Regions from separate parts of the Homo sapiens genome. Here region 2 is linked to region 1. A link is a loop called in an ENCODE intact Hi-C map of the cell type or tissue named here. Cell type or tissue: Panc1. All regions are shown on one strand. Each heading gives the region's core, and the rest is flanking DNA. Links, peaks and the distances in the headings are about the cores only. Region 1 has its middle 13 kb from the start of ATG5. Region 2 holds the start of CD24 (CD24 molecule).

Region 1 (10,893 bases), core at 3,894-6,393:
TTCCTTGAATGGAATGGTAAACCTTTGAGAGGAGGAAGTCCTTGGCCTCCATCCTTTCTGTCTTCTTTTCGTCTTCCTTCCTGAGACATGAATGTTATGCCAAAGAAGCCAAACCCATCTTATGGCCCAGAGGATTGCAGGGCAGGAAGAAAGAAGCATTTGGAACAATGACGCTACCATGGGGCCACTACCCAAGCCCTAGACTTCTTGTAATGTGAACAACAACTAAAAATCTAATTTTGGTTGAGTTTTCTGCCACCTGCTGTCAAATTTCAAATACTATAAAGGTGCCCAAAGTGGGTGCCAAAAAAATGTTAGCAATTATGTGAGAGATTCCTAAAGATCAGGAAATACTTTAGGAAAGCTTTAATTAATTAATTAATTAACATGAAAAAGGGGAGTAAGTCTAATAGCAGGGAGGTAAAAACAATGATGTTATTAATATTTATTATTATTTTTTTTTAATAGAGACATAGTCTTCCTGTGCTGCCCAGGCTGGTCTTGAAGTCCTGGGCTCAAGCAATCCTCCATGCTTGGCCTCCCAAACTGTTGGGATTACAGGCATGAGCCACCACACCCAGCCAATAGTTATTATTATGGTTAATTTTTTGAGTGCTTACCATACACCAGGCACTGTGTAATATTGTATATATATATAAATATAAATATGCATATAACATACAGCACATATATAAACAGATGTTTATTTGTTATGTATATATAACATATGTATAATTTATTACTATAACAATACTATAGGGTTGCAACTATTGTTACCCCATTTCATAGGTGAGAAGAATAAAGCTTAGGAAGGTTAAATAAATGTGGCTACAGGCGCATGCCACCACACCTGGCTAAATTTTTGTATTTTTAGTGGGGACAGGGTTTTGCCATGTTGGTCAGAGTGGTCTTGAACTCCTGACCTCAGGTGTTCCACCTCCCTTGGCCTCCCAAAGTACTGGGATTACAGGCATGAGCTGCCACGCCTGGTCAAAACATCCTGCTTTTTAAATGAAGTATCAGATTAAGACATGTAGGCAAAAAAGCAATGTAGCAGCAATGCATGAAGAATAGGTTTATCTGTTAATCCCTAAATAGCTGGTATTTGAGTATCAGGAACTACAGAGACATCTAGAGGGGAAGAGGAAAGGTCTGAAACCGTGGCCAAGAGACGCAAAGCTATGCACTGCCCCTCAGAACTTCATGATGGCAAAGAACAGTTTATTGTGTTGAACTTTTGTTTACACTGATGTGTATATATTAAAATAAGACGTATTTGTTAAAGTGTGGTGGTGGTCAGGAGAATACACTTCACAGATCTTTACTGAGTGAGAGTGATTGATTGAGGGCCCAGGGACTGAGCATGCTGGAGATTAGAGGGCAGTCCTATTCCATGGGACTCCTCTGACTGATGACTTTGGCTTGAGACATCTAAAAATTTCTTGTTGCACCTACCTTAGGCTAAACTGGCTTCTATCCACCTGCTCCTTTGCTCCACTGACAGCTGGCTTTCCCAGCCCCTCCTCTCTCCCTACATTTTCCTTTTCTTTTTCTTTTTCTTTTTTTTTTTTGAGACCAAGTCTTGCTCTGTTGCCCAAGCTGGAGTGCAATGGTGTGATCTTGGGTCATTGCAACCTCAGCCCCCCGGAGTTCAAGTGATTCTCCTGCCTCAGCCTCCTGAGTAGCTGGGATTACAGCATGTGCCGCCATGCCCGGCTAATTTTTGTATTTTTAGTAGAGGCAGGTTTTCACCATACTGGTCAGGCTGGTCTTGAACTCCTGACGTCAGTTGATCCGCCCGCCTCCACCTCCCAAAGTGCTGGGATTACAGGCTTGAGCCACAGAGCCTGGCCTTCTTTTTTTTTTTTTTTTTTCAGGGATGTCCCCATGTTCCCTGGGCCAGTCTCAAACTCCTGGGCTCAAGCGATCCTTCTGCCTCAGCCTCTCAAAGTGCTAGGATTACAGGCGTGAGCCACCATGCCTGACCCCCCTACATTTTCTATCACAGAGACTTCTCCTAGAGAAATATTTGTAAATTTAATCCTGTCCTGGAGTCTGCTTCTGGGAGGACCCAGACTAACATGAGTGATAAATGTCTTCTTAAGAAAATGCCTCCAGTCTAGACTGCTCCCTCAAACTCTAGATCTCTTTAGATGTTACCATAAAATTCCATAAGGATACTTTGCAGGTAATCCCCCACCTTTTTAATAGACTTAGTTTTTCTTTTTTCTTTTTTTTTTTTTTTTAGACTTAGTTTTTCTAGAGCATTCTTAGGGTCATAAGAAATTTGAATAGAAGGTACAGAGACTTCCCATATATCCTCTGCCCCCACACAGGTATAGCCCCCCACTAACAACATTGCCCACCAGAGTGACATTAACCAACTTTGAGCTCTAGGGAACACATGCTAAAAATTTTCTTCTTATCAGTTTTATAATTTCTTTGTATCATTAATATTAATACTTCAGCAAACAACAATGCTTAGAGACAGTGATTCATGGGCTAATTTTAGACAGTCCTCACTACATAAATAAGGCCTGTAGTTTACAACTGATGAACCTACATTTACACATCATTATCACACAGTGCCCATAGCTTACCATAGGGTTCACTCTTGATGTTGTACAGTCTAGGGGTTTGGATAACTTATAATGACATATATCCACCATTCTAGTGTCATGCAGAGTAGTTTCACTGCCCTAAGAGTCACTGGTGCTTTGCCTGTTCATCCCTCCCTCCCTTCAACCCCTGATTTTTTTTTTTTTTTGAGATGGAGTCTCACTGTGTTGCCCAGGCTGGAGTGCAGCCATGTGATCTCAGCTTACTGCAACCTCTGCCACCCAGATTCAAGTGATTCTCTGGCCTCAGCCTCCTATGTAGCTGGGATTACAGGTGCCCACCACCACACCCAGATAATTTTAGTATTTTTAGTAGAGACAGAGTTTTGCCACATTGGCCAGCCTGGTCTTGAACTCCCAACCTCAGGAGATCCAACAGCTTCAGCCTCCCAAAGTACTGGGATTACAGGCGTGAGCCACCACACAGGGCAATCACTTGTCTTTTAAGTGTCTTTATAGTTTTACCATTTCCAGAATGTTGTGTAGTTGGGACCATACAGTATGTAGCCTTTTTGGGCTGGCTTTTTTCACTTAGCAACATACATTTAAGTTTCATTAAATGTCTTTTCATGACTTGATGGCACATTTCTTTTTAGTGATGAATAATATTCTATTTGTCTGTATGTACCATAGTTTATCCGTTCACCCACTGAAGGATATCTTGGTTGCCTCCAAGTTTTGGTATTTGTGAATAAAGCTTCTACAAACATCCATATGGATAGAAGTTTTTGTATGAACACAAGTTTTCAACTCCTTTGTGTAAATACCAAGGAGCCCAATTGCAGGATCAGATGGGAAGATTGTGTTTAGTTTTGTAAGAAGCCACCAAATTGTGTTCCAAAGTGGCTGTACCATTTTGCATTCCCACCAGCAATGAATGAGACTTCCTGTTGCTCACATCCTTGCAGGCGTTTGGTGTTGCTAGTGGGTAATCTCGTTTTGGCATTGGTCTTGGTTAACAGCCTGAACACTAACACCTCAGCCGCCCTCACAAACTCACCCAATCAGTCACTAAAGTCCTTGATTATTCCTCTTGAACATTTCTTCTTTCCACCCTCTTCTTCATCCCACTGCCTTGCCTTTGTCATCATTTCCCAGTTGACTGTGGTAGTTTTTCAATTGCTCCCATTGCCTCCAGAGACATCGCCAGTCAAAACACACTTTATGTTAGCTGGGTGTGCTGGTTTGGGCCTGTAGTCACAGCTATCTGGGACAGTCCTAACTACATAAATAAGGCCTGTAGGTTACAATCGATGAACCTGCATTTACACATCTATCATGCAGTGTCCATAGCTTACTACAGGGTTCATTCTTGGTGTCGTACAGTCTAGGGGTTTGGATAAATTTCTAATGACATGTATCTACCATTCTAGTATCATGCATAGTCATTTTATGCCCTAAAAATCCTTGGTGCTTTCAGGGAGGCTTGCTGCCTCAGGAGCCTGAGGCAGGAGGATCATTTGAGTCCAAGGCTACAGTGAGCTATGATCGCACCACTGCACTCCAGCCTGGGTGACAGAACAAGACCCTGTCTATTAAACAAACAAACACTCACTACGGTCTGAGAAAACTTCCAAAACCACACATCTGGTCATATCATGCCTTTGATTGAGACTTTCCGTGGATCCCCTCTGGTTACAGTGTCTTTAGAACCTTTTTAACATGACCCACTGGAATAAAAACATTCCACATCAGGACTCAATAAACACATTCTTATTCAAGATATGCACGTGTATGCATAATATATATAACTAAAGTAAAAGTTTTATGAAACAAACTTACTCCTGCTACTTGTGATGCACTTTGATATTTTCTATGTTATTCTATTCTGTTCTGTTCTACAAAATTTTATTTAACACAAGAAATTATTGCAAACCACTAAATTAATCTTACAATCTAGTAACAGATTATAACTAATAGTTTGAAAAACCTAGAGGTCTGGAAGATGAAGTCCAAATTCCTTTCCTTGGCTTCTGATCCTTCTCTTGATGTAAGGTTGGACAATAATTCCAGCTTCATTCATCTCACCGGTAAAACCACTGAATGCCTGCTATATGTCAGTTACAATGTGGGGAATTAAACAGTGAGTAATGAATGGCTCAGTGCCAACCAGAAAAGACAGTGCAGCATTCTGTGGGACACAGACCAGCAAAAGTCTATTACTATTCAATGATAAAATGAAGGTAAATACTGTTAAGACAGCACATAATAAGGCGATATTCTTGGGGGAAGTAGAGAGAGCTTCCCGGAAGAAACCTCTAAAGTGACATCTAACAGCTAAGTAGGAATTAATCAGGAAAAAGGGGTGGTGAGAGGTATTGTCCCAGGCAGAAGAAGTAGCCTGTTTATTGGAGGCAAAAGAGGGCATAAGGTTGTACCAGAAGGGTGAGCTTTTTGAAGACTAAAAAGTGATTCATTGTGGCGAGAGACTCAGAGCTCCGGGAGGCATAGGGTAGGAGATGCAGATGGAGAGGTAAAGAACGCCCCCTGGAGGATATTGAAGGCCACACTTCTCTTCCAGGCTTTCAGATTGCATCCCAGGGAGTCCAAGACTCCACAGAGGGGCCTCGGGGACAGAGGGAGAGTATCAGATGAAGGCCAAGCAGGCCAGACTTTCCTTACCACCTTCAACCTAAGTAGCAGCGGCACAAGCATCGTGGCATTTTACATGGACCCGTTTTGAAGACAGTGAAGAAAATAGAGTGGAAGAAGGCAAGACTGACAGCTGTGCCAAACTGGAAGAGTGGCAGCAAGAGGGTAAGAGGACAGGAGCGGGCAGAACTTAAAGTCAGGATAAAGAAAAGACAGCACTGGGGATTTAATTTTGAACAAATCCTCATATTTTACACCTTCCGTGTCTTTGTGTATTTTGTTCCCTCTGCCTAGAGCAGGATTCTTGACCTTATTTAATTATTCATTTTTTTCTTTTGCAATGCATATCTTAGACTGTCTGGGAAATCTAAGAATAATGTATTTAAAGGCATCAACATACACATTGCTACAAAGAAACCCCAATATGTTAATATATAGTTATCAAAATATTAGGAACACAAAGTTGTGTTATATTGTTTCCTTGTTAATGCAATAAATAATAAGGTCTTACAGTGAGCCTTGTAACTACTGTAATTTCAAAGTAGTGAATAGTAAATATTTCAAGGATCTGAATCAACTGCAATGTGAGTTGAATATATCTGTGATTCTATTGGTGACAAGTTACAAATATTGCCAATACTACTCCAGTTTGTGGCCTGAATTTATAATGGAAGGAAATGCTAAATTTCGAACTGGAGGTTACTGAAAATAAAGATGAAACTATTTTCCCAACCAAATCTTCAAATCCTTGAATTGGAACCATGAACCCCTTGGTTACAGCCCTGGCTTAAAAGCCCTTTCCTTCCTTGTCTACCTGTTATATTCATTTAACTTCTAAGGTTTATCTTACATGTTGCTGCTAGTTATTCTTGAAGCTAGATTCTGATGGCAGTTGTATGTAGTTTAATTACAGCCTGTGAGGGACTGCTGCGGTCCTTTGTTTGCTTGTCAGTTCTCTCCCACACTGGAATGTGAGTTCCCTGAAGGCAGAAATTATTTCTGATGTACCTTAGTATCCTGAGTATTTTGCACAGCCTTGCATCAAAAAGCCAATTGAATTAATGGACACACTGTTCCATGAGAACACTAATCACTTTAAATTGCTGGGTAGGGGTTGGAGTGTGGAGAAAATGATACTTTACTTGTATCTCTCTTTCAGTAATACAGAAACTTCATGTTATAGTCAGTGGATGAAAAGAATGTAAGAAAACTGCCTAGAATAAGGCAGTAAACAAAATAAGGGTGCATAAATGGTGGATAGAAGTGTGTGACAAGTAGAGCATGAAAGAATCCCATTGAAAAAAGAGTAGATTTGGCTGGGTGTGGTGGCTCACACCTGTAATCTCAGCACTTTGGGAGGCTGAGACAGGAGGATGGCTTGAGTCCAGGAGGTTGAAGCTGCAGTAAGCCATAATTACGCCACTGCACTGCAGCCTGGGTGACAGAGTGATACCCTGTCTCAAGAAAAAAAAATAAACATAAAAAAAATGCTGCTCGTCCTTAACATTCAAAGACAGCCTTTAGAAACTTATCTCTGCCAATTCTAACAATTAATATATGTAGGCAAATTATCCCACAGAAAGATCCTCAGCGTAACAGTTGTTGATAAAAGTGTCTATTAAATTTTAATTAGTACGTTTTAAAGTAAAAAGAGAAATCATCTAAATGTCCCACTCTATAATTAAATGTGAATTAGATTTTAGAATATTTTATTTAAAAAACACATTGCACCCTGAAAAGACACGAGGAAACTTAAATGCATAGTACTATGTAAAAGAAACCAATCTGAAAAGGTTATATAATGCCTAATTCCAACTGTATGACATTCTGGAAAAGACAAAACTGTGGAGACAGTAAAATGATAACTGATTGCCAGGAGTTAGGAAAGAGAGAGGTATAAATAGGCAGAGCACAGAAGATTCTTAAGCAATGAAACTCCTCCATATGATACTACAATTGTGGATACATGTCATACATTTGTGAGAACCTATGCAACATACAACACCAAGTGTGAACCATAATGTAAGCTGTGGACTTCAGGTGATAATTTTGTGTAAACGCAGTTTCATTGATTGTAGTAAATGTACCATTCTGGTGCAGAATGTCAATTGTGGGGGTGGTTGTGTGCGTGTGGGTGGGGGGATATAGAGGATATATGGGAACTCTCTCTACTTTTTGTTCTATTTTGCTGTGGACCTAAAACTGCCTTAAAAAAATGAAGTTTATTAATAAAAAAAAAAACATGTTGCCCCCTCTTTCAAGTTTATTGTGTAAAAACTTAAAAGTGTGAATCATATTTTTGTAAAGAATCTATGGAGCGATGGGTTTTGATACATACAACATATAGCCTATATATAATATAGTAACCATTTAAAAACTATGAAAAGAAATGCTTTTTTAAAAGTGCCATTTTAGTCAAGACTTTTGCTCCTTCTGAGCTTTTATGACACTTTTTCCCTTGACCACTCCTGCCTTGTGCTTTGCTACATCTCTTGTATAATGCTCTGTTTCCCAGTTTAGGTTGTAAGCAATTCCAAGGCAGATCTGTGACTTAGATCCCTGTATATTTCCCCCCAGCCCTGGGGAAAGGACATTTCTAGCAGAATGAACATGGTAAGCAAAGGCACAGGGATGTGAGGACCGAGCTCAGAGAGAGACCAGGGAGCCAGACAGCTGACGAGAGAGGAGCTGGAAAAGTGGATTCGGGTTAGATTTGGATTTTGTTCTGTAGGCAGTGAAGATTTAGTTTTTATAAAAATAGGGCAGGGGCATAATCAGAACTGTGCTAAAGAAGATTACTCTGGCAGCAGGTTGTAAAATGGATTGGCACAGGGGAGGAGAGGCATACAGTCTAGTGAAGGACATAAAAACAGCAGCTCCTATTTATTGAGAGCTTACTATGTGCCAAGCACTGCGATAAACGTTTTATGTGCATCATTTCACTTAATCCTCACAAGTCCACGAGGCAGGTGCTATCATTTTCCTTATTTTAGCTTGAGGAAAATGGAAAAGTGGAGGCTTGGAAAAGTTACATAAGAGCTAAGTTCTTGTGCATGCGACCTGTTCAGTTGCACAAGGCCTGGCACCGGCTTTCATGCTCTGCTGTCTCCATCTTGAGATTCTTAATTTTTAAACAAAGGGCCCTCGTTTTCATTTTGCCCTGGGCATCAGAAATTATGTAGCCAGTCCTGGTTAACTCATTTGTCTGTGGCCATATAGGTAATAGATGTCAGAGCAAGAATTTAAGAGTTCATATCTCAACCACTCTGCTCTGCTGCACAAGCCGATGATCCAAATCAAACCAATGAGAGAATGTGAGGGAAAGGGGATGGATTTGAAAGAGAATATGAGGCTGGGCGCGATGGCTCACGCCTGTAATCCCAGCACTTTGGGAGGCCGAGGAGGGCGGATCACGAGGTCAGGAGTTTGAGACCATCCTGGCTAACACAGTGAAACCCCGTCTCTACTAAAAATACAAAAAAAAATTAGCCGGGCGTGGTGATGGGCGCCTGTAGTCCCAGCTACTTGGGAGGCTGAGGCAGGAGAATGGCATGAACCTGGGAGGTGGAGCTTGCAGTGAGCCAAGATCGCGCCACTGCACTCCAGCCTGGGCAACAGAGTGAGACTCTGTCTCAAAAAAAAAAAAAAAAAAAAAAAGAGAATGTGAGTTAATATTCACAAGGTTTAGAAGCCTTTTTTTTTTGGAAATTAAAATAATTTTGTTGTGAGAACGTTTTTAGGATTTCACAAGATCTTTTACAATAACCAGATGTTTCCTACTGGGAAACACTATCTTTACATCTTTTTTTTTTTTTTTTTTTTTTTTTTTTTTTTTTTTTTTTTTTTTTTTTTTTTAGCAGAGTCTAGCTCTGTTGCCCAGGCTGGAGTCCAGTGATGCGATCTCAGCTTACTGCAACCTCTGCCTCCAGGGTTCAAGCAATTCTCCTACCTCAGCCTCCTGAGTAGCTGGGATTACAGGCACACACCACAATGCCCAGCTAATTTGTTTATTTGTAGAGACAGGGTTTTGCCATGTTGGCCAGGCTGCTCTCAAACTCCTGACCTCATGTGATCCACCTGCCTGGGCCTCCCAAAGTGCTGGAATTACATGCGTGAGCCACCGCACCTGGCCTATCTTTACCTCATTGAGGGTGCTGTTGGCTGGCCTTGCTGGCTGGGGAGCTCTGAGCTTTACCTCTGGTAGACAGTGACACCTGTTGACAACAACGCATTATTGCAAGAATCTATTTTACTATTTTAGAAATCAGGCTATTTTTATTTTTACTTTTTTTTTTTAAAGACTTGTCCTTCAGTTTTACACTTCCCAGATTATTTTTCTTTCTGATGTTCATTGAAAAAAACAGACTGAAAAACTGCCTGGCTGATTCATCCTAGACTTTATTAAGAGTTTTTTTTGTTTTTTTTTTTAAGAGACAGTGTCCCACTCTGTTGCCCAGGGTGGAGTGCAGTGGTGCAATCATAGCTCACTGTAGCCACAGACTCCTGGGCTCAAGGAATCTTCCCACTTCGGCCTCCTGAGTATCTAGGATTACAGGCAGGCACCATCATGCCCAGCTAATTTTAAAAATGTTTTGTAGTGATGGGATCTCATTGTGTTGACAAGGCTGGTATCAAACTCCTGATCTCAAGCAATTCTTCTGCCTTGGCCTTTCAAAGTACTGGGACTACAAGCGTGAGCCACCATACTGAGCCTGGAGCTTTTTACAGAAAAAAATTCATATGGAAACAGTAAAAAAATCTGATACAAAGATTTTTTTAAGACAATATTAATTTATAGGATGAAAAATTAGAACACAAATCCATAATAGTTATGAGTGTAGGCCAGGCACGGTGGCTCACGCCTGTAATCGTAGTCCTTTGGGAGGCCAAGGCGGGCGGATCACCAGGTCAGGAGATCGAGACCATCCTGGCTAGCATGGTGAAACCCCGTCTCTACTAAAAATACAAAAAATTAGCTGGGTATGGTGGCGGGCGCATGTAGTCCCAGCTACTCCGGAGGCTGAGGCAGAAGAATGGCATGAACCCGGAAGGCGGAGCTTGCAGTGAGCCGAGATCGCGCCACTGCACTCCAGCCTGGGCGACAGAGCGAGACTCCGTCTCAAAAAAAAAAAAAAAAAATAGTTTTGAGTGTATACGTATCTCTAAATAATATTTGGCATATTTCTTTAATTTAACCCTGTGGAATCCATCTGTGTAGACAGGTAGAGAAGATTCAGTAACTGGAGTTATACATATAGTGTCTTATAACACGCTATTTTTCAATGGAACCCTACATTTTATCTGTAACGGTGATAGAATTGCATACGGTGTTGTAGAGTTCACACGGTAGTCACAGAAAAGCTGCTCCAAATTGTGATTTTTAAAATATATACCGGCGTACCTTCAAGATATTGAGGGTTTGGTTTCAGACCATTGCAATAAAATAAAGAGTGCTAAAAAGTAACACAATTCTTTTGGTTTTCCAATGCGTATAAAAATTAATGTTTATATTATAGGTACTATAAGGTAGTCTATTTAGAGTGCAATAGTATTGTCTAAAAAACAAATGTATATACCTTAATTTAAAAATGGTTTAGCCAGGGATGGTGGCTCACACCTGTAATCCCAACACTTTGGGAGTCTGAGGTGGGAGGATTGCTTGAATCCAGGAGTTCAAGACCAG
Region 2 (10,588 bases), core at 3,626-6,125, 640 kb before region 1:
ATTCTAAGAAAATAACCAGAAATAAAAGCAAAACATGTGTATAACAGTGTTTCTTATGAGATTATTTACAATAAGAGCAACTGTCCAAATAGAATATTGTATAGTCATTATGAAGTGTTTTTAGAAAACATGTAATGACCAATAAAAATACAGTAAAACCTGGCAAAAACTTTTTCCTAAGATAATGCAAATTCAGTTTGGCTACCATCCTCACCAGATCCCCTTCGCTAATGGGGTGCACTAAAGAAAGCTCTTATCTTCTAGGATGTGGGGAATGCAGAAAGAGGACAAGGCGAGTCGGGGAAAACAGAAATCCCTTCTAGAAAGCAAGGAAGCAAGGAGTTCTGCCCCAGGGTTCTCCTAGCTCCAAGAGATTACAAGCCTTGCCACTGCGGTCCTGGAGGTCCTGTCAACCCCGAACCCAGAATCACCTCCACTGATAGGTGGTGGAGATAAATGCCACCAGGGGCCTCAAACTGGAGCCAGGACCTGGTTGGATCTGGACATTGCAGAAATTCTGGCTGACCACCTGCATAAGCCAACCCAGATATTTCGTTAACTTTGTAGGAATGTGACCATGAATTTTGTGATTAATTTTTTAAATGTTTTCTATTATGTAAAAAAAAAAAAGCAAGATAGAAAACTTTATGGGCCTGCCTTGGTGGCTCATGTCTGTAAGCTCAGTACTTTGGGGGGCCAAGGCAGGCAGATCGCTCAGATCGCTTGAGCTCAGGAGTTCAAGACCAGCCTGAGCAACACGGTGAAACCCTGTCTCTACAAACAAACCAACAAACAAAAAAAATTAGCTGGGTGCGGTAGTGTGCACCTGTAGTCCCAGCTACCTGGGGGGCTGAGGCAGGAGGATAGCTTGAACCCAGGAGGCTGAGGCTGCGGTGAGCTGAGATCACACCACTGCACTTCAGCCTGGGTGACAAAGTGAGACCCTGTCTCAAAAAAATAAAATAAAATAATAAATAAATAAGAAAACTTCACGTACATTTGCTCCTACTTCAGCAAAACAAATAAACAAGCAAACTCTCTTTCTCTACATATATGTGAAAAGAATATATTTTAAAATGTTATTAGTGATTGCCTCTGATTAGTGGGCTATGGGTAATTTTATTTTTTAAAAATTTATCCTTATTTATTTATTTATTTCACTCGAGATGGGGGTCTTGCTATGTTGCCCAGGCTGGTCTTGAACCCCTGGGCTTAAAAAATCCTCCCACCTTGGCATCCCAAAGTGTTAGAATTACAGGCATAAGCTACCACCCCCGACCTGGCTATGGGTAATTTTAATATTTTTATTTTAATATTTTTATTATGCTTTTCTGCATTTTCCAAAAAAAATTTTTTTTTCTTTTTCTGTCGAGACAGGGTCTCTCTCTGTCACCCAGGCTGGAGTCCAAGCAAGCTGGAGTGCTGTGGCACAATCATGGCTCACTGCAGCCTCGACATCCTGTGCTCAAGTGATCCTCCTGCCTCAGCCTCCCAACTACAGGCATGTGGGACCAACCCAGCTATTTTTAAAATTTTTTCGTAGAGATAGGGCCTCCTTATGTTGCCCAGGCTGGTCTTGAACTCCCAGGCTCAAGAAGTCCTCCTGCCTTGGCCCCACAAAGTGCTGGGATTACAGGTGCAAGCCACCACACCCAGCCCAAATTTTTCTATACTGCACGTGTATTACTTTTATAATATGAACAAGAAAAAATATACAAAAGAACATTGAAGGCTGGGCATGGTGGCTTACGCCTGTAATCCCAGCACTTTAGGAGGCAGAGGCAGGTCGATCACCTGAGGTCAGGAGTTCGAGACCAGCCTGGCCAACATGGCGAAACCCTGTCTCTACTAAAAATACAAAAAAATTAGTCGGGTGTGGTGGCAGGTGCCTGTAGTCCCAGCTACTTGGGAGGCTGAGGCAGGAGAATTGCTTGAACCTGGGAGGCAGAGGTTGCAGTGAGCTGAGATGGTGCCATTGCACTCCAGCCTGGGAGGCAGAGGTTGCAGTGAGCTGAGATGGTGCCATTGCACTCCAGCCTGGGAGGCAGAGGTTGCAGTGAGCTGAGATGGTGCCATTGCACTCCAGCCTGGGAGGCAGAGGTTGCAGTGAGCTGAGATGGTGCCATTGCACTCCAGCCTGGGAGGCAGAGGTTGCAGTGAGCTGAGATGGTGCCATTGCACTCCAGCCTGGGAGACAGAGCGAGACACCTCAAACAACAACAACAACAACAACAAAGAATATTGAGAGAAAGTTTTTTCTTTTTTAAAAGTGGAGACAGGGTCTTGCTATATTCCCAAGGCTGGTCTCAAACTCCTGGCTTCCAGTGCTCCTCCTTGCCTTGGCCTCCCAAAGCGCTGGGATTAGAGGCGTGAGTCACCATGCCTGGCCAAGTTGTTTCTTTTTTAACTCTGAGATCTACATACAAATATATGGTTCACAACAGAGAAGTCCTTATTCAACCGAGCTAATTAAATTCATATGTTCTCCTTTTATTGGCTGACTATTACAGAATACTTTTTCCTCAGAGTGACATCTTAAAACTATATTGAATAAGATGTCAGCCAGCATCTGCTTTAGATATTATTGAGTGGAATCTTGGAAAAAGTATGTTAACAGATTTAGAAAGGATTTCACGAAGTCTGAAAATGTGATCCCTGTTTCAAGTTCAATGTAACATTTCATTAAGTATACCATTGTGAGGCTGGGCGCGGTGGCTCACGCCTGTAATCCCAGCACTTTGGGAGGCCGAGGCGGGCAGATCATGAGGTCAGGCGTTCGAGACCATCCTGGCTAACACGGTGAAACCTCGTCTCTACTAAAAATACAAAAAAAATTAGCCAGGTGTGATGGTGGCACACGCCTGTAGTCCCAGCTACTCGGTAGGCTGAGGCAGGAGAATTGCTTGAACCTGGGAGGCGGAGGTTGCAGTGACCTGAGATCGCACCCCGCACTCCAACCTGGATGACAGAGCGAGACTCCATCTCAAAAAAAAAAAAAAAAGTATATGGGTATAAAATATACATATACTTTTCCACTCTTCCAATTTCATTATTTCCCAGCAAAGAATCATTCAGGATCTGCCTGCAAATGGCAAATGATGTAGCACTTTTGTGGTCTGAAGACTCTTTTCTAGGAGGTAGAAGTGGGATTTCGCTTCTGCTAGAACTTAATTACCCCAATTAGGCCTGGACTCTGCCTCCTGCACAGGGGTGGAAGGGGGCTCTTAGAAAGGTCCTACTTATGGGATGAGCCCACCCAGCTCAGGCCATTCTCTGAGGCAAACTCTGCCCACCGGAGGCTTTCCTCCCCCATAGCCTTTATAACTTGAGGCTCCGGAAGGAAGAACAAAATGTGGAAACTGATGCGATGCCAAGCGATTTCTCATGATTTTTTCTGCAGCTGGGTTCTTCATTTTTCTTCACTTTTACTGAAACATTTTTTGTGTGTGCCATCTGGACTGAGAGAATTTGGTCTCACAGTTGTCATAGATGGATGAATTGAGGCAAAATCAAATTTCTGCTTGAGAACTTGCCAGTGATGGGAGGAGGGCTCCTGATGAGGAGGAGGGTGATTCTGAGGCCTTGGGGGCTGGAGAGAGTTCCTTTGCACATATTTGCTTTGTGGGAGTTGGGTAGGTAAAGGCCACAGAGTATATTGACTTATTAACTTATTTAAATTACTTTATTTGTGAATGAGTGATGGTACAAGCTAACGTGATGAAAAATGCATCTCATTCTCGTGTGCCCTGGCCACCCAGTTTCTCTTCTCAGTGGCCAAGACAATTTCTTGTGTATCTCTTTGGAAATACTTTCTCTGTCAGGTTTTTGTTTTTTATTCTTAAAATTTATTATTTATTTATTTTTTGAGACAGGGTCTCGTTCTTTGCCCAGGCCAGAGTGCAGTGGTACCACCTTAGCTCATTGCAGCCTCAAACTCCTGGGCTCAAGTAATCCTTCTGCCTCAGCCGCCCAAAGTGCTGGGATTACAAGTGTGAGCCACCCCCGGCCAGTTTTGGTTTTTTAAACACAAAGTACCATGCTGTACACACAGTTATGTATCTTGCTTTTTTCACTTAAGAATTTATCTTGGATTTTCCCCTGTAGGATAGATTATGTTCCTTTACTCTTTTTAATGACTTCATAATATTTCATGATATGACAGTGCTGCAACAAATCCCTGAACATACATTATTCTGCATTTGTAGAAATTTATCTGTAGGTTAAATTCTTTTTTTTTTTTTGTCACCCAGGCTGGAGTGCAGTGGCATGATCTCGGTCCACTGCAACCTCTGCCTCCTGGGTTCAAGCAATTCTCCTGTCTCAGCCTCCCAAGTAGCTGGGATTACAGGCATGTGCCACCATGCCTGGCTAATTTTTGTATTTTTAGTAGAGACAACGTTTCACCATGTTGGCCAGGCTGGTCTCAAACTCCTGACCTCAGGCGATCTGCCCGCCTCGGCCTCCCAAAGTGCTAGGATTACAGGCATGAGCCACTGCGCTCGGCCAGGTTAAATTCTTAAAATAAGGAGAATGTGCATTTTTAATACTGAGAGATGTCAAATTCCTTTCCATAATCCCATCAGCATCGACGAGAAAGACTTTTCTTGCATCCTTGCCAATACAAGGGAGACACCAAATTTAAATTCTGGCAAAAGAGATTAAGAGTTGCTTCTTTCTTTTATTTCAAACACCACAGGATGCTTAGAGGTAAGCATCCTATTATTCAATTTGCATCTGAAAACAGTCACAATTCTTTCTCTTTACATTTGTTTTCTGGTCTCAATGAGGGTTAAGAGAATTTGAGTGACTCTACAGGGGGAAAAAGGAAGTAACAGTCAAAGAAAATCATCGTGGTTTATTAGCTTTATAAGGATTCCAAAATGCAGGGCTTTTTACATTCAGCACGAGTTGTTTTTGTTTTCCTGACAGTGAGCGCGTAAGGTCCCAGTGGCCAGCAGGGGGCAGCACGTCCACACAGAGAGTCCGGCTGGGACGCCACCAGCTGATTGAACATGCTGCAGCTACTGGACCTAGGACCTCATCAGTCAGAAATGCAAACTCACTTTGGTACCTTCACTGCCTTCTCATGATTGGCAGTGAAGAACAAAGCTCCACTGAAAGACCCGGATAAATGGAAATATTCCATTTATGCCAACCAAGTGCAGGGTGGCACAGAATTAAGAGGGAAAAGAGGGCCGGGCGCGGTGGCTCACACCCAAATCCCAGCATTTTGGGAGGCCAAGGCGGGCAGATCACAAGGTGAGGAGTTCCAGACCAGCCTGACCAACATGGTGAAACCCCGTCTCTACTAAAAATACAAAAATTAGCCGGGCGTAGTGGCGCGCGCCTGTAGTCCCAGCTACTCAGGAGGCTGAGGCAGGAGAATCACTTGAACCTGGAAGGCGAAGGTTGCAATGAGCCGAGATCACGCCACTGCACTACAGCCTGGGCGACAGAGTGAGACTCCATCTCAAAAAAAAAGAGTATTATGAACACAACTAAGAATTGCATCATGTTGTAGAACAGAATTTATATTAAATATTTGATTATTCCAGCCACTATTTGTGCTATAAAGCACAGATGGAACACCTTTATTGGATTCACATTATATTTCATACCTATTTTGCCAAAAGTGCTAAAAATGTCAAATAATTAACCCCTGTGTCTTCTGTTCCTCTAGAAACAGGATTTACTATTTTATCTTAAAAAGCAAATTAACCTGTTTCCTTAATATTAGTCCATTCAACCAGCAAGGACTGATTGCATGCCAGGTGCAGTGGATATTGGGTAGGCAAGACATAGTCTCTCGGGAGGCTAAGACAGGAGAATGGCTTGAACCAGGGAAGTGAAGGTTGCAATGAGCCACTGCACTCCGTCCTGAGTGACGGAGTGAGGCCCTGTCTACAAAAAAAAAAAAAAAAAAAGAGAAAGTGGTGGTGCAGGATTCAAATCCATATTTGACCCCAGAATCCACTATGTGCTATGCCAGTCTGGTCTCAGGTCTGCCCTTAGAAATTGTAGGCATTTTCCGGGCACGGTGGCTCATGCATGCAATCCCAGCACTTTGGGAGACTGAGGCGGGCGGATCACCTGAGGCCAGGAGTTCGAGACCAGCCTGGTCAACATGGTGAAACCCTGTCTCTACTAAAAAAATATAAAAATTAGCCAGGCATGGTGGCAGGCACCTGTAATCCCAGCTACTTGGGAGGCTGAGGCAGGAGAATCGCTTGAACCTGGGAGGCAGAGGTTGCAGTGAGCCGAGATCGTGCCATTGCACTCCAGCCTGGGAAACAAGAGCAAGACTTCGTCTCCAAAAAAAAAAAAAAAAGAAAAGAAATTGTAAGCATTGCTCCTCCCTCAGTATTCTCAGAAGAGAACCAGCATCAAATGAGGGAGTTTTTCATACTATCTCATGAAAGCTATGAAAACTGAAAGTTATAACTTTCCACACATACATCAATTTATGCAATCAATCTGTTTCAAAATCATTCTATACCACACTTTCTCTATAAAATGGAAATTGGCCATGTGTCTCAACAAAAAGTTCAGGATAACTGGTAAGAGTCTCAATTTGTTAGTGGCGTGAGTTATTATTGGCTAAGGTTTTTTTTTTTTTTTTTGAGACAGAGTCTTGCTCTGTCATCCAGGCTGGAGTGCAGTGGCACGATCTTGGGTCACTGCAACCTCCGCCTTCTGGGTTCAAGCGATTCTCCTGCCTCAGCCTCCCGAGTAGCTGGGACTACAGGCGTGTGCCACCATGCCCAGGTAATTTTTTGTATTTTTAGTAGAGACGGGGTTTCATCATGTTAGCCAGGATGGTCTCGATCTCCTGACCATGTGATCTGCCTGCCTCGGCCTCCCAAAGTGCTGGGATTATAGGCGTGAGCCACTGCACCCAGCCGTGGCTCAGGTTTTATTAGCAAACAAACTATGAAAAACCAGGAGAAGTGGATAAAGAATAGGAAGAAAGAATCACAAGCCAAAAGAACTGCAAAGGAAAAATCAGGCAGTTTTCTTGAGTTTCTAGCTGTACAGGAAAAGGGTAGGGTGGAGACCTGTAAAGAGAAGTATCTTACCTGTGTTGGGCCTCCAGTTGTCAAAGTCCTGGGCAACACCCCCGGTAGGATGCCCAGGGGGAACTCCTGGGCAGAGGTGAAGGGCTTTGCTACGTGAATTATCCAGTCTCATTAGCTGGTGATGAAATGGTTCACAAAGCACAGATTCTGAGTGCCTTGCCAGTTTTGGGAATTATTTGGAGACTGATATTCTTTCACGTATCACACAGTGGCAGAGAAGGTAATTACCTTCTGGTTGCTGGCACCTTCAGTGGAAGAGCAAATATTAAGTGAGAGCTACTACTCTGAGGCAGGCAGTATTCTAACACTTATATATACAATAACTCTTTAATAACTAATTAGTAATGATGTTATTATCTCCATTTTATAGATGAAGGAACTGAGGCTTTTTGTCTCCAGCAAAATTAGCAGAGCCACGGTTTGAACTCTGGCAGTCTGTCTTTAGAGGCTGTCTTATCCTAGGAATACCACCAGTTAGTTCAACAAGCAGCTTGTGGAGGACATAGTATGTTCCTTGCCTTGGAACCCGGCACTCCTGAGTCACAAACAGTCCATTTTTTTCACCCGGAAAAGGAATGGAGAAGCTGGGCCAGACTATTTCTTTTTTCTTTTTTTTTTGAGACAGAGTTTTGCTCTTGTTGCCCAGGCTGGAATGCAATGGCCTGATCTCTGCTCACTGCAACCTCCACCTCTCAGGTTCAAGCTATTCTCCTGCCTCAGCCTCCCAAGTAGCTGGGATTACAGGTATGAGCAACCATGCATGGCTAATTTTGGATTTTTAGTAGAGACTAAATTTTAGTAGAGACTAGATTTTAGGTTTCACCATGTTGGTCAGGTTGGTCTGGAACTCCTGACCTCAGGTGATCAGCCCTCCTCAGCCTCCTAAAGTGCTGGGATTATAGGTGTGAGCCACCACGCCCGGCCAAAGTATTTCTATATAATGTGGTACACTGTTAAACAGGAAAGTCCACTGGTGCTCGACAGAAATTCTTGTGTTCCCAAGCACATCTTAAACGTGCTTGGAAAGTTACTGAGCTAAAGTGACTGACCTTGAAGGCACAAACCAATTCAGTCACTATTCAGTCAACAAACCTACTGCAGATTTCATTGTCACTTTGCTTCCCTGAAACTTACTTTGTTTTAATGAGACTGCCACGCAAAAGTGAAATTTAGACAAATTTAGAATCTTACTACTCTGTGGTTTACTTTAAAGACCGAAAAATGCTTGGGCTAAACCTTAAATAAAAGTATTAAGTCTTGCAATTAAAAATTGAACCAAAAATACTAACGAGAGTGTTCTGCAAAACTGAAATTTAAACAAATTTACAACCATACTAGGTTTGGTCTCTGCTGTTTGCTTTAAAGACTGAAAAACACTTGGGCTAAACCTTCAATAAAAAGATTAAGTCTTGCAATTAAAATTTAAACTCAAAATACTCCACCAGTAAAATTACTTCAACTTTTGTTGTATGCTTGAAAGTTTTCACAATAAGATGGATAGGAAAAAAGTATTCCACCAAAATCTAAAGAGTGATGACGAATCTCCTCTTTGTGCCGGTTCATTAAATTGCCTAATGGCAACTACGGATAAGTAAATGCCTTTATCTCGAACGGTTCTGCTCTTTAAACGAATGACGGGCAACAGAGACCGAAAAAGTGTATCCCCAGGAATTCGAGAGGGACGGTGAATTGTAGTGGGACCGCCAGGAGGGGAGGTTCCTGCCCCCGAGTAGAACCTGGGAGCAGAGCCGCTCGGGGAGGGCGGTGGGGGCTTCAGGGCCGCGGAGGGGGTCCCCTCAGGGTGGGCCGTCTCCTCCTCGCCCGCCGCAGGCAGGAGCGCGGGGGACCGAAACCCTGTAGTTTGCAGCGTCAGGCAGCGGGTCTGCGCCCAGCGAGCGGCTCCCCAGCTCCTGGGAAGATGCGGACCCGGGACGCCCCCGTGAGCTCACTGCGCCTGGCTGACACGAGGCGCTCACAGAACAAAGCAAGGGCTTCGGGGAGGGCGCGGCCGCGGGGCCGAGCGCGCAGATCGCTCCGGACCCGGACACCGCCTGCGAGGAGCGCCGACCAGCCGGGAAGGGTTCGCGCTAGGCGGCGCCCGGGTCCCGTCGGCCAGGGTGAGCGTCCGGCCCGCGTCCGCGCCACGCCCGCCGCGTTCCCCTTTCCTCTGCGGCGGGCCGAGAGATAACCCTGCCCGAGGGGTCCCGGCGCCCGCCCCCCACGCGGTCGCACTGGAATTCGCAGCCCCTCTCGGGTCCCCGGGGCGCATTTTGCAGTCTGAGTGGCAATGCACTTGCTCCAGGACAGGCGGCTACCCCGCCGCAGCGGAGGCGCGGACTTTTCTTTTGGGGGGTAAGATGGCAGGTCCCGGGAAACAAAGGAAACTTGGGCCCGGCCCCCAGCGCGGCGTGTGTGGCTCGCGTGTGTGCCCCGGGTCCTGTGCCGGAGGCGCTGGGCGCCTGTGCCAGCCTGCCCGCAGCCCGCAGCCGGCGCGGGGATACCAGCCGGGTACCAGCAGCCGGCGGCGCCCGCCCACCTGCAGCGGCGCCCGCCCGGGGGGCTCCCGGCCCGCGAGGGCCGGAGCGGCGGTGGCAGTGGCGGCGGCGGCGGGGGCGCTGGGGAACCCGGAGCGGGGCGGGGAAGGCGGGGAGGCGGCGGGCGGCGGCGGAGGGGAGCCGGGGTGGGCGGGCGGCGCCACGTCACGGCTATTGTGGCTTTCCTGGTATATAAGGTCTCGCCGGCTCGCCGCGCTCCCCACCTTGCCTGCGCCCGCCCGGAGCCAGCGGTTCTCCAAGCACCCAGCATCCTGCTAGACGCGCCGCGCACCGACGGAGGGGACATGGGCAGAGCAATGGTGGCCAGGCTCGGGCTGGGGCTGCTGCTGCTGGCACTGCTCCTACCCACGCAGGTGAGGCCCTGGCGCCCGGCGGGGCTCGAGGGCCGTTCCCGGGGTGGGGGCAGGGGAGATGGACCCGGTCCCGGGGGACCGTCCTGCGCTCCTGCCTCGGGCCACGGACAGGGACCGGGAGAGAATCTTGCTTAGCTGACCAGGGGAGAGGGCCATGTGGACCCCATTTTTCCATTCCCTTGCGTGCTGCCCCCCCTCCTCCCACGGCCCTGGGAACAATGCAGCTCCGCGTGCGGGCTGAGAGGACCCTGCCCCACCCCAGGTTCCACGCTGTCCCTTCCCAGGCAGCCAGGTGACTACTTCCCACTTTCACCCAGAGGCCCGAGGTGCCTGCAGGGATTAGCGCCTGGAGAGCTCGGGCTCCCTGGGGACGTTGTCCCTGGGTCCCTGAGGACTCGCTTTCCCCTAGGAATGTCTTCGCGCTCCCCGCGCTCTACACAAAGAGAGGCGACGGTCCCTTTCGGGGAGGGCGGCTCACGCCCATCCTCCACCCTCGGAGTTGGATTGGGTATCCCGGAGAAGCTACGGCTATCTGGCCCTTTTTAAACAAACCCCGGTTCCGGGCTGAAGCCGAGGCGGGGACCCTCTCCTGACGCTGCGCTCT

The links. A loop is a pair of places that touch in the nucleus more often than their neighbours do. Peaks named below come from ENCODE experiments on the same cell type or tissue, not always from the same donor. Only the 100,000 strongest peaks of a DNase experiment are listed, where the experiment ranks them.
Region 2: it touches region 1 in a loop (4-fold over the local background); 66 of 110 quality-filtered maps call a loop at or near these places.

The regions. Positions count from the first base shown.
Region 1 is chr6:106,333,732-106,344,624 of GRCh38, reverse strand. No RefSeq gene overlaps it. Among named protein-coding and RNA genes, the nearest start is that of ATG5, 13 kb to the right of the region's middle. In Panc1, for the core only: CTCF peaks have their summits at 4,893 and 5,118 (motif pointing left); a DNase peak (open chromatin) is centred at 5,104; H3K4me3 peaks cover 256 bases.
Region 2 is chr6:106,973,974-106,984,561 of GRCh38, reverse strand. It overlaps CD24 (CD24 molecule), which reads left to right and starts at 9,833. Exons shown (of 2, transcript NM_001359084.1): 1 at 9,833-9,984. The coding sequence starts at 9,916. RefSeq lists silencers at 9,072-9,291, 9,332-9,481. In Panc1, for the core only: a CTCF peak has its summit at 4,958 (motif pointing right); a DNase peak (open chromatin) is centred at 4,971; H3K27me3 peaks cover 191 bases.